2 separate regions of the Homo sapiens genome follow, and region 2 is linked to region 1. A link is an interaction called in ENCODE POLR2A ChIA-PET data of the cell type or tissue named here. Cell type or tissue: Panc1. All regions are shown on one strand. Each heading gives the region's core, and the rest is flanking DNA. Links, peaks and the distances in the headings are about the cores only. Region 1 holds the start of ARHGEF39 (Rho guanine nucleotide exchange factor 39). Region 2 overlaps RUSC2 (RUN and SH3 domain containing 2).

Region 1 (5,374 bases), core at 217-5,216:
CTGAGATGACACTGGGCCATGGGGTAGAGGGCCTTGCAGGCAAAGGTGCCACTCCGCAGCAGGTGCAGTGGAGGCCGAGGCTTGGCCATGAGGAGCACATCAGTGAAGAGGAAGAACATGCGGGGCCGAGGCTCCCCATGGGGAGGCACCACTAACAGCCAGCCCTGGCGTAGGAACCAGCGCCCTGGGGGATGGGAGCGCTGTTATTCTGGTGCAGCTTCAAGATACATGGGAATAAGAGGAAAGGGAGGCTGAGAAAATAGGGGTTATGTGCTGGGTCAGTACAGGAAGAAGGGTGAGTAAGAAAAGAGCAGCTGGTCGGCATTTGGAGTTAGATAAAAATAAAAGATGGGGCAGTTGAGGATTGAAGGGGAAGTAGGCAAGCTACCTGAGGTCAGCCCCTTTGCCTGGCGTCCACTGAGCAGAGCCTGGACACGCCGAAGGTGCTGGTCATTCTTCTGTTTCTGACCAATAGTATGGACTCTCTGGGCAGTCTCACTTATCAGTCGGGCAGCCCCTGGAATAACATCTCCCACCTTACTCCCCATACAACTTTGACTTTGGGTGCCATGGTTGTGAAAGAGGTTATTCTGGAAGGGACCAGGGTCAGGGTCTGACTTCTTGAAGAAAAGGCAGAGCAGTAGGGACACTGTATACATGTCAGTGGAAGATAGGGTCATACCAGACATTGTTGGAGGTCAGAATCAGAAAGGAATACAGGAGAGGAAGCCTCCAGCCTGCGTTGCCGAGGAGCAAGAACCTACGTGTGAGCTGTTGATGGTCAGGGCTGTTGGGACCTGTGTTTTCAGCCAAAGCTACGACGAGATTCTCATACCTGGAATTCAACAGTGGGAAGTCTGAGGGGAAGCAGAGCCAGGCAGAATTCCCCCTGCCTGATGTGCAGATCACCCTCTACCCATACTTCAATTGAAGGCCAGGAAAGATCTGCTTCTGGCTACTGTATCCCCTTCTTTCATGTAGGACTCAGAACCAGGCTCACACCACACAGCCCTCTTCCATCCCACACTGAAGAGTCACTGGCAGACTAGCCATACTTCAGGAGGCCAGATTGGAAGATGAAAGTTTATCAACCCAAGGAGGATGCTACAGACAGCCTGACTATAGCCCTTAACTCAGGCTTAACCCAGAGACAGAAATTCTAACCCAGGCCAGCCCCGCATCTGAAACTTTTCCAGAAACCGTGCCTCAGGCCCTAGTACAGGCCCCCTCACTTCAATTTAAAGTTCCACAGTTCCAGCTGAGGGCCTCAGGCTGCAGACCCTGGGTACTCCAATGGGTTCACATTTACTCTTGCAAAAGGTTTTTAGAAGCAATTTGGCTCAGGGTCGAGGCAAGAGTTTGGGATCGACCCCAAGGCATCCCACAAAGCTGAGGGCAGCAGTCATACAAACTAAAAGAGAGAGGCGGCTGGAATCAAGAGTTCACTCACTGCTGGAGCCGTTGCAGAGGCAGAGGGAGCAGGTCCTGGAGCTGAAGGCCCCCAAACTCAGGGCGGCCTTCCTGAAGCCGTACAAACCTCCGGAAACCTTTATTTTTCTTTAGCTGCTCCTGGAGTGAGGGAGAAAGGATTGGAAGCAGGGAGAGAAGCCACTCCTTATATTGCATTCATCTGTATCCACATTCCCAGCCTTCAGTAAGCTGTGCTCCTGAGAGAAACTCTCGTTTCTCTACAAGGAACTTACCACAGAGCTGAGCACCCAGAGGGCTCTATAAATGCAGGAAATGTATGAAGTTTGGGTCTCCAGATGAAGGGGAAAGGTAAGGGGCAAGATTTGAGGTCATCTCCAGGTTACCTGCAGGGTGGTCTGGGACCTCTCTGAGTTGGCAGCAAATTGGTTATAGAGCTCCAAGTGGCGGCAGAAGCCCTCCAGCCCTTGGCCCCAGCATCCTCCTTCCAGGTAGGGAAGCAGCTCCCTGTGTGGGCAAGGACAGCAAAAGGGCAGCTCTAGAACCACTCAAGCACCACCTCATTTAGTTTTCATGAGAATAGCACTAATAGTAGTGCTATTACCCCATTGTACAGATGGAGAACAAGGGCATGCTAAGGCCCTGGGCCAAGGCCACAGGTGAGCTAACTGGCGGACTCCAAATAGAACCTAAGTCTGACTCCAAGCTCTGTGCACGGCCACAGGCCAGGACTCTCCCTCCTTTCCTCTCCCTGTGCCCCTTCCACTCACTGGCTGGCGCCGTAGATGAGCTCCCAGGAGCCAAACAGGGCCTGGCGCTCAGGTGGTCGCAGGGTCCCCTTGGCTTTCAGGATCCCCAAAAAGTACTGCGGAAGGAGAGAACATTGGTTCTTAGCCTAGAGGAAGAGAAGGCTAACGCCAAGCGCCCCCAGAAACCGCAGAAGTCTGCCCAGGCTCCCTACATGCTCCGGGTTACCGACCTCGCAGAGACCCTCCCACACCCTGGGGTCCCTGTCCTATAATGGGAGCGTGTGCCAGGTCCCCCACCGTGGCCACCAGCCCCAGCTGTTCTTGGTAGCGCCGCTCGGTCTCTAGCAGCTCCCGGGCGGTGCAGGCGCGTTTCCGCTCCCAGCGGGCACGCTGCTCTTGCACCGGGCACCGCGAACCGGGGCAGGAGAGCTCCATGCCCTGGCTGAGGGATCGACACTTCCGGCTGCAGTCCGCGGCAGATTCAAATCCCAACCGCTCGCGGGCGGGAGCCGCGGAGGCGGGGCCGGGGAGGGCAGCGCGCAGGAAGGAGCATGCGCGGCGAGCGGCCGGACCGCGCAGGGTCTCTTCTGTCCAGCCCCACCGCCAGAGCGGCGCTTTAGGTGCGCGGCGCCGGCCAAGGCAGGGCAGGGCAGGGCAAGGTTGGGGGCAGGTGTGGAGCCCTCCTCTGAGTGGCACTATGTTGGAGCAGCAGCCTGAACTTTGAGTCAGGAGACGGGCTGCAGATGCTGGCAGGAACTTAATGTCCTATCTGGAGAATTGGGACGGGGGGCGGTCATTACAGTACACATTCTGTCCTGGGCCCATGCCAAATGCCAGGGGGTCAGTTGTTCCCAGAATTGGCTAGGAAAAGGTATAGCCATTTGAAGGAATGATATGAAAGTATTAAAAATGGTGTTGTAAAGAAGCTATCGATATGGGAAAACGCACATAGTAAGTATATTGCTGAGAGGAAAAAAAGCAGGCTACAAAGGTGTATAATATAATCCCCTTTGTATAAAACATATATAAAATGTTGGAAGGCAAAACAATCAAAAGTTAACTCTGTTGCCAGGCACGGGAGCTCACACCTGTAATTCCAGCACTTTGGGAGGCAGAGGCAGGAGGATCACCTGAGCCCAGGAGTTCGAGACTCCATCTCTCCAAAAAAAAAATAAATAAATAAAAAATAAAAATAAAAAGTTAACTGTGGTTTTTATCTCCGGGTAATGGAATTGAAGATAATGTGTTTAACAAATGTGTATTAAGTACCTAATCTGTATCTGTGCCAGGCACTGGATCACTGAAGCTAAAGGGATGAATGGGACAAACAGGGTGATTTTAAAAATTCTCTTATACTTCTGCCTTTCCCAAGTTTTCTACATTAAGCATGCATTACTTTGTAGTTAGAAAAAAAAAGTTATTAAAAAAAACAAAATGTCAGAAACTTTAGGCTCCCTCCCTACTGTTTTGGACTCCTAGGAATCTGGGCCGCAAGCCAAGAACCAGAGGATTGTCAGGGTTCTGAGGTCTCTACCACCTCCCCACCAGCTCTGACATTCTAAGAATTCTAAGAAAGGAATAATGCTGGGCTTAGACCAGGGAGGAATAACTTGAAGGGCTTGGATGAAGGAAGGGGAGAGTTTGGATCAGACTGTACCTTGGGCTTATGTCCCAAGGAAACTGGTGGTGATACCAGATAGGTAAAGGACTGGTTACACTGTCTCAAGTGAATGTGGGACAGTCCACACACTAAGAGCTCAAACATGGAAGAGGACAGATAATCCCATGGTAATTGGTGTCACTGTGAGCCCAGGTGATGAGAGTAGACCACAACACCTGGGGTGCAGTTGGTGATGGGTGTGTTTGTGAATGCTGCCAGTGTGTGTTAGTGCTTTGGGTGGGTGGAAGAGGGGTGGGGAATAGAGCCTCCTGTGAGCATCGGTTGGGGAATCATTCAACTCTAGAAGAGGAAGAGGGCAAAGCCGAGAAGACACACTGAAAACAGTTGGTGACAACTAATTCCCTGGGGACCGAGTCTCCCACAGAGCAAGTCAGGCACACCATACTCTACCTGGAACAGCTGCTAAACTCCGCTCCCACAGCCAAAGATAGGAGGGGCCAACAGGAGGAGGTTCAGAGGATAGTCAATAACCCCTTTATTCTTTAATTATCCTCAAATTTTGCTTTCAATCCGATGGATGCTGGAGAAGCACTAGGGATGCTTTGAACAACAATCATCAGTCATTCAACAAAATTAGGCTGGGCATGGTGGCTCACGCCTGTAATCCCAGCACTTTGGGAGGCTGAGGCAGGCGGATCACCTGAGGTCGGGAGTTACAGTTACAATGGCTGTGTGCTTCTTTATGTGTTGTCAGAGACCAGCCTGACCAATGTGGTGAAACCCCGTCTCTACTAAAAATACAAAATTAGCCGGGCATGGTGGCACGTGCCTGTAATCCCAGCTACTTGGGAGGCTGAGGCAGGAGAATCGCTTGAACCCAGGAGGCAGAGGTTGCAGTGAGCCGAGATCATGCCATCGCACTCCAGCCTGGGCAATAAGAGCGGAACTCTGTCTCAAAAAAAAAAAAAAATTAAATGCCAATCATGTGCCAGGTCCTGTGCTAGGCATGAAGATGAAATGGTGGGCAAGAGACATATGACCCCTGCCCACAGGGAGCTTACACTCCAGCATGGCAGATACAGTAAGGAGTCACCATAAAATGAGGAAACATTACAAGAGACATGTAGTCTTCTACACAAGCATGCAGTGAAGGGACTGATCCTAGTGTAGGAGTCAGGGAAGGCTTCTTCTCAAAGAAGTGATATGTGAACTGATGACCTGAAGGATGAATAAAACCTGGCTAGGCAGAGCTGGGCGCTGGCAGCAAGGGAAGTGGAAAAAAGAGTCAAACAGCATGGACAAAGGCTTGGACACACACATATGCAAGCATACGATGAATTTAAGGAACTGCTAGAAGTTCTGTAAGATGAGAGCATAGACTGCAAGGGAGAGAGTGATGACAAAGGAGACTGGAGAGGTAGACAGAGGCCAAACTTAGAAGGAATTTATATCAGTAAAATTGTGATATAAGTAATAATAAATTCAAAGTGGCTAAACATTAAGATAATTTATTGGCTCATGCAACTGAAAAGTCCAGAAGCAGGTGGGCCCTAGTGTTGGCCTAATCCAGCAGCTC
Region 2 (5,374 bases), core at 315-5,314, 130 kb before region 1:
ATTCATGAAGTAAGGATAATAACATTTAGCTTAGAGAGTGGTTATATGGATTAAATGAGATAATGTAAGTAAGTGTTTAGCATAGTAGCGGAAACATAGTAAAAACAGGAAATTGTTGGGCTGGGCGTGGTGGTTCACGCCTGTAATCCCAGCACTTTGGGAGGCCAAGGCAGGCGGATCACGAGGTTAGGAGACTGAGATCATCCTGGCTAACACAGTGAAACCCCTCCTCTACTAAAAATACAAAAAAATTAGCCAGGCGTGGTGGCGGGCGCCTGTAGTCCCAGCTACTCGGGAGACTGAGGCAGGAGAATGGTGTGAACCCGGGAGGCAGAGCTTGCAGTGAGCAGAGATCATGCCACTGCACTCCAGCCTGGGCAACAGAGCAAGACTCTGTCTAAAAACAAAACAAAAAGAAATTAAGTCAATGCCCGAAACATTGGAAGGAAGACTCAGCATGACTTGGTAGTTGTCTGAATGTAAAGAGAGTCCAGATGACTCTTATTTTCAAGTTTGTGTTACAGGCAGTCCAAAGAGACCTAATTTGAAATTTTAAAAATCGATTTGGTTTTCGATATGTTGAATTTGAGGTAATAATAAGTATCTGATAGGCTATTGGAGATTTGATTCTGGAAGTTCAGGAAGAATGTAAGATTTGGAAATCAACGGCAAAGGTAATGGGAAGTACTAAAGACTGTTCAGATTGAAAAGTCTTCAGATCTGAACCTTGCTGTAAATTTGCATTTAAATATGGGCCAGGTATTGTTTTATTAAACAACGAAGAAAGAATTATCTAAGAAGTAGAACTAGGAGGATTGGTTTATAGAAGACAAAAGGGGTTGGGTTTGATGGCACATGCCTATAATCTCAGCACTTTGCAAGGCCGAGGTGGGCAGATCACTTGAGCTCAGGAGTTCAAGACCAGCCTGGCCAACATGGTGAAACCCCATCTCTACCAAAACCACAAAAATATAGCTGGGTGTGGTGGCATGCACCTGTAATCCCAGCTACTTGGGAGGCTGAGGAACGAGAATCACTTTAACCTGGGAGGTGGAGGTTACAGTGAGCCAAGATCAGCCACTGCATTCCAGCCTGGGTGACAGAGCGAAACTGTCTTAAATGTCTCAAAAAAAAAAGCCAAAGGGAAAAGAGGAGTTGAATAGGAAAGGATGACTGCTGATAGTGTTGGATGATTCCAATATTATAAGTTAAAAATGATAACTGCTTCACACACTTCAAATGTTATTAGAAAAAAGATTTCTGGTGGTTAAGAAACAATGAAGGAGAGAGTGGAGAGAGAATTTTAAGAGTCCATTTGTTAAGGAATTTTGGTGTCGAGGCTGGGTGTGGTGGCTCACGCCTGTAATCCTAGCACTTTGGGAGGCCTAGGCGAGCAGATCACTTAAGCTCAGGAGTTCGAGACCAGCCTGGGCAACATGGCGAAACCCCATCTCTACTAAAAAATACAAAAATTAGCCAAGCATAGTGGCGCATGCCTGTAATCCCAGCTACTCGAGAGGCTGAGGCACGAGAATCGCTTGAACCCAGGAGGCGGAGGTTGCAGTGAGCCGAGATCGTGCCACTGCACTCCAGCCTGGGTGACAGAGCGAGACTCTGTCTCAAAAAAAAAAAAAAGAAGAATTTGGTGTTGAAAAAAGAAAGAGAGGACTATCTGACGTCCTTGGATTGACATGCAGTGATAGCCTCTGCTTTCTGGTACCCTGATATTCCACCTCTCACCCATACCCCCAGTTATGGGGTTCTCAAAGACTTCAGTCTCTGTGGAGCTGAGCAACACCACTCAAGCTCCTACAGCAACTGCCACTGTTTTTAACAGCTTTATTGAAATATAATTGACATACCATACATTTTGCCATTTAAAGTATACAATTCAATTGTTTTAGTATATTCACAGTTGTGCAACTATGACTGTAGTCTAATTTTGGAACATTTCATCATTCCCAAAAGAAACCCCACACCCATTAGCAGGCACTCCCCATCTCTCTGCCTCTCCAGCCTCTGGCAGCCACTGATCTACTTTTTGTCTCTATAGATTTGCCTTGTCTGGACATATCATGTAAATGGAATGAAACAATATGTGACCTTCTGTGTTTCTTCTTTCACCTAGCATGTTTTCAAGGTTCATCCATGTTGGAGCATTTATCAGGACTTCATTCCCTTTTATTGCTCAATAATAATTCATTGTGTGTACCACCTTTTATTTATCCCTTCTTCTGTTGATGAACATTTTGGTTGCTCCTAGTTTTTGACTATCATGAATAATGCTACTAGGAATACTCATATACAAGCTTCTGTGTGGATGTTTTTTGTTTCTCGTAGGTATATACCTAGAAGCAGAATTGCTGGGGTCAAATAGTAACTCTTTAACTTTTTGAGAAACTGCCAGAACTCTTTTCCAAAGTGGTTGCACCATTTTACAGTGCCCTCAGCAATGTGTGAGGGTTCCAATTTCTACACATCATTGTCAACATGTGTGATTGCCTGCCTTTTTTTATTTTAGCCATTCTAGTGGGGTCAAGTAGTATCTCACTTTAGTTTTGATTTGTACTGCCTAATGATTAATGATGTTAAGCATTTGTTTATATAAGTACTTGTTGACCATTTGTGTGTCTTCTTTGGGGAAATGTTTATTCAAATCCTTTGCCCAGCCAGGCATGGTGGCTCATGCCTGTAATCCCAGCACTTTGGGAAGCCGAAGCAGGAGGATCACTTGAGCTCAGGAGTTTTGGACCAGCCTGGGCAACAGAGTGAGACCCCCATCTCTACAAATAATACACACACACACACACACACACACACACACACACACACAATCCTTTGCTCGTTTTTATTTATTTACTTATTTATTTTTTTGAGACAGGTTCTCACTCTGTCACCCAGGCTGGAGTGCAGGGGTGCGATCTCAGCTCACTGCAACCTCTGCCTCCCAGGTTCAAGCACCTCTTGTGCCTTAGCCTCCCGAGTAGCTGGGATTACAGGTGTGCACCATCACACCCAGCTAATTTTTGTATTTTTTTGGTAGAGACAGGTTTTGCCATGTTGGCCAGGCTGGTCTCGAACTCCTGACCTGAAGTGATCTGCCTGCCTTGGCCTCCCAAAGCTCTGGGATTACAGGTGTGAGCCACCATGCCTGGCCCCCTTTGCCCATTTAAAAATTGGATTGTCTTTTTATTACTGAGTTGTAAGTGTTTTTAAATATATTCTGGATAGAAATCCCTTATCAGATATATGATCTGCAAATTTTCTCACATTCTGTGGGTTTTCTTTTGACTATCTTGATTGTGTCCTTTGAAGAACAAAAGTTTTAAATTTTTATGAAGTCAGTTTATGTTTTTTTTTTTATTTTTTCATTTTGCCAGCAGGAAGTCAAAGTTTTTCTGTTTTTTTCTTTTGTCACTTGTATTTTTGATATCATGTCTAAGAATGTGTTGCCTAACCCTAGGTTATGAAGAATTACTTCTTTGTTGCCTAAGCTTCTTTTTTTTAGATATGGAGTGTCACTCCTGTTGCTCAGTCTGGAGTGCAATGGTGCAATCTCGGCTCACTGAAACCTCCACCTCCTGAGTTCAAGTGATTCTCCTGCCTCAGCCTCCCGAATAGCTGGGGTTACAGGTGCCCACCACCACACCCCGCTAATTTTTGTATTTTTAGTAGAGACAAGGTTTCACCATGTTGGCCAGGCTGGTCTTGAACTCCTGACCTCAGGTGATCTGCCCGCTTCGGCCCCCCAAAGTGCTAGGATTACAGGCATTAGCCACCGCTCCCGGCCGCCTAAGCTTCTTTTTGATAGATTTTTTTTTTTTTCACATGGAAAACAGTCTTCTCTTTCAAGCCTATTGAGTCAAGTCTACCCACCACTTATTCTGATTTACACACAAGGAGCTTCTCTTTTTTTTTTTTTTTTTTTTGAGACGGAGTCTCTTGCTCTGTAGCCCAGGCTGGAGTGCAGTGGCGCCATCTTGGCTCACTGCAAGCTCTGCCTCCTGGGTTCACGCCATTCTCCTGCCTCAGCTTGCTGAGTAGCTGGGACTCCAGGCGTCCACCACCACGCCCGGCTAATTTTTTTTGTATTTTTAGTAGAGACGGAGTTTCACTGTGTTAGCCAGGATGGTCTCAATCTCCTGACCTCGTGATCTGCCCGCCTCGGCCTCTCAAAGTGCTGGGATTACAGGCATGAGCCACCGTGCCCGGCCAAGCATCTCTTTTTAGATTATTCTTGTTCAACAAGACTTCCATATGCCAAGCATAAGACACCTTCTATATGCCAAGCAGTATGCTAGGTTTTATGGGAAATACAAAATTAAAATGATATTCTTATATACTGGATAATGGAGATGTACAGATGACTATAACTCCGACTTTGCAGTCTAGAAGAGATGTTAAGGCAGATATGCAAAAAAGAACAATAACCATGTTAAGTGACATGATTTACTTAATCAAAACTTCTCAGGGACCGATGCTATTGCTGATGAAGTTTGCCATCAATATGCAATGCAATGAGAAAGTACAGTATGCTTTTTCTTATAAAATGATGATCATCAAAGTAAAGTTTTTTGTAATGATCCTACTTGACAATATAAGAAGTTGGCAATCCAATATTGATCCCCGTTTTTTGTGGAAGTTGTTTTCTTGTCTGTAAAATCAACAACCTGCAACCACTGGTTCGGAGAACAGATTATTTCTGGCTCTGGGGTAATCAGAGAAGACTTGATGGAGGAGTTGCTCTGGGTCTGGTAGGTTTGGATAATTTTGAACAGGGCCAAGTGTAACAGGAAGGAGAGTCTGAATGAACAAATACAACAGAGTGGAAATGAGTTTCTGAAACATGTTTCAAGGACTGCATGATGGGAAGGCAAGGTTGAGTGGAGTAGAGTAGACAGCCAAGGCTGGGCACGGTGGCTCACACCTGTAATCCCAGCACTTTGGGAGGCTGAGGCGGGTGGATCACCTGAGGTCAGGAGTTCAAAACAAGCCTGGCCAACATGGCAAAACCCCGTCTCTTCTAAAAGTAAAAAACTTAGCCGGGGCATGGTGGCAGGTGCCTGTAATCCCAGCTACTCGGGAGGCTGAGACAGGAGAATCACTTGATCCTGGGAGACAGAGGTTGCAGTGAGCCAAGATCGCGCCACTGCACTCCAGCCTGGATGACAAGAGTGAAACTCAAAAAAAAAAAAAAAAAAAAAAGAATAGACAGCCGAGATGGATGACCTCTAAAGCCAAAATGAGGAGGCTCAACTTGATTCTCTGGGTAATGAGAAACCATTAAAAGGGGCAGGAGGAGTGGCATGTTGAAGAAAGGTGGTGCTTTAGGGAGATGAATCTGGTAGTACTAAAAAGTAAATTGCAAGTGGGG

What was found. Peaks named below come from ENCODE experiments on the same cell type or tissue, not always from the same donor. Only the 100,000 strongest peaks of a DNase experiment are listed, where the experiment ranks them.
Region 2: POLR2A ChIA-PET joins it to region 1 with 8 read pairs; 2 of 35 experiments call an interaction of 5 or more read pairs at or near these places.

What each region holds. Positions count from the first base shown.
Region 1 is chr9:35,662,558-35,667,931 of GRCh38, forward strand. It overlaps ARHGEF39 (Rho guanine nucleotide exchange factor 39), which reads right to left and starts at 2,638. Exons shown (of 9, transcript NM_032818.3): 1 at 2,475-2,638; 2 at 2,199-2,293; 3 at 1,815-1,935; 4 at 1,451-1,569; 5 at 765-835; 6 at 389-517; 7 at 1-184. The coding sequence starts at 2,612. RefSeq lists an enhancer at 2,427-2,506 and a silencer at 2,657-2,806. In Panc1, for the core only: no CTCF peak of the experiment used is centred there; no DNase peak of the experiment used is centred there; H3K4me3 peaks cover 2,555 bases; H3K27ac peaks cover 4,098 bases.
Region 2 is chr9:35,531,626-35,536,999 of GRCh38, forward strand. All of the region lies in intron 1 of RUSC2 (RUN and SH3 domain containing 2), which reads left to right. Among named protein-coding and RNA genes, the nearest start is that of CIMIP2B, 30 kb to the right of the region's middle. In Panc1, for the core only: no CTCF peak of the experiment used is centred there; no DNase peak of the experiment used is centred there; H3K27ac peaks cover 1,547 bases.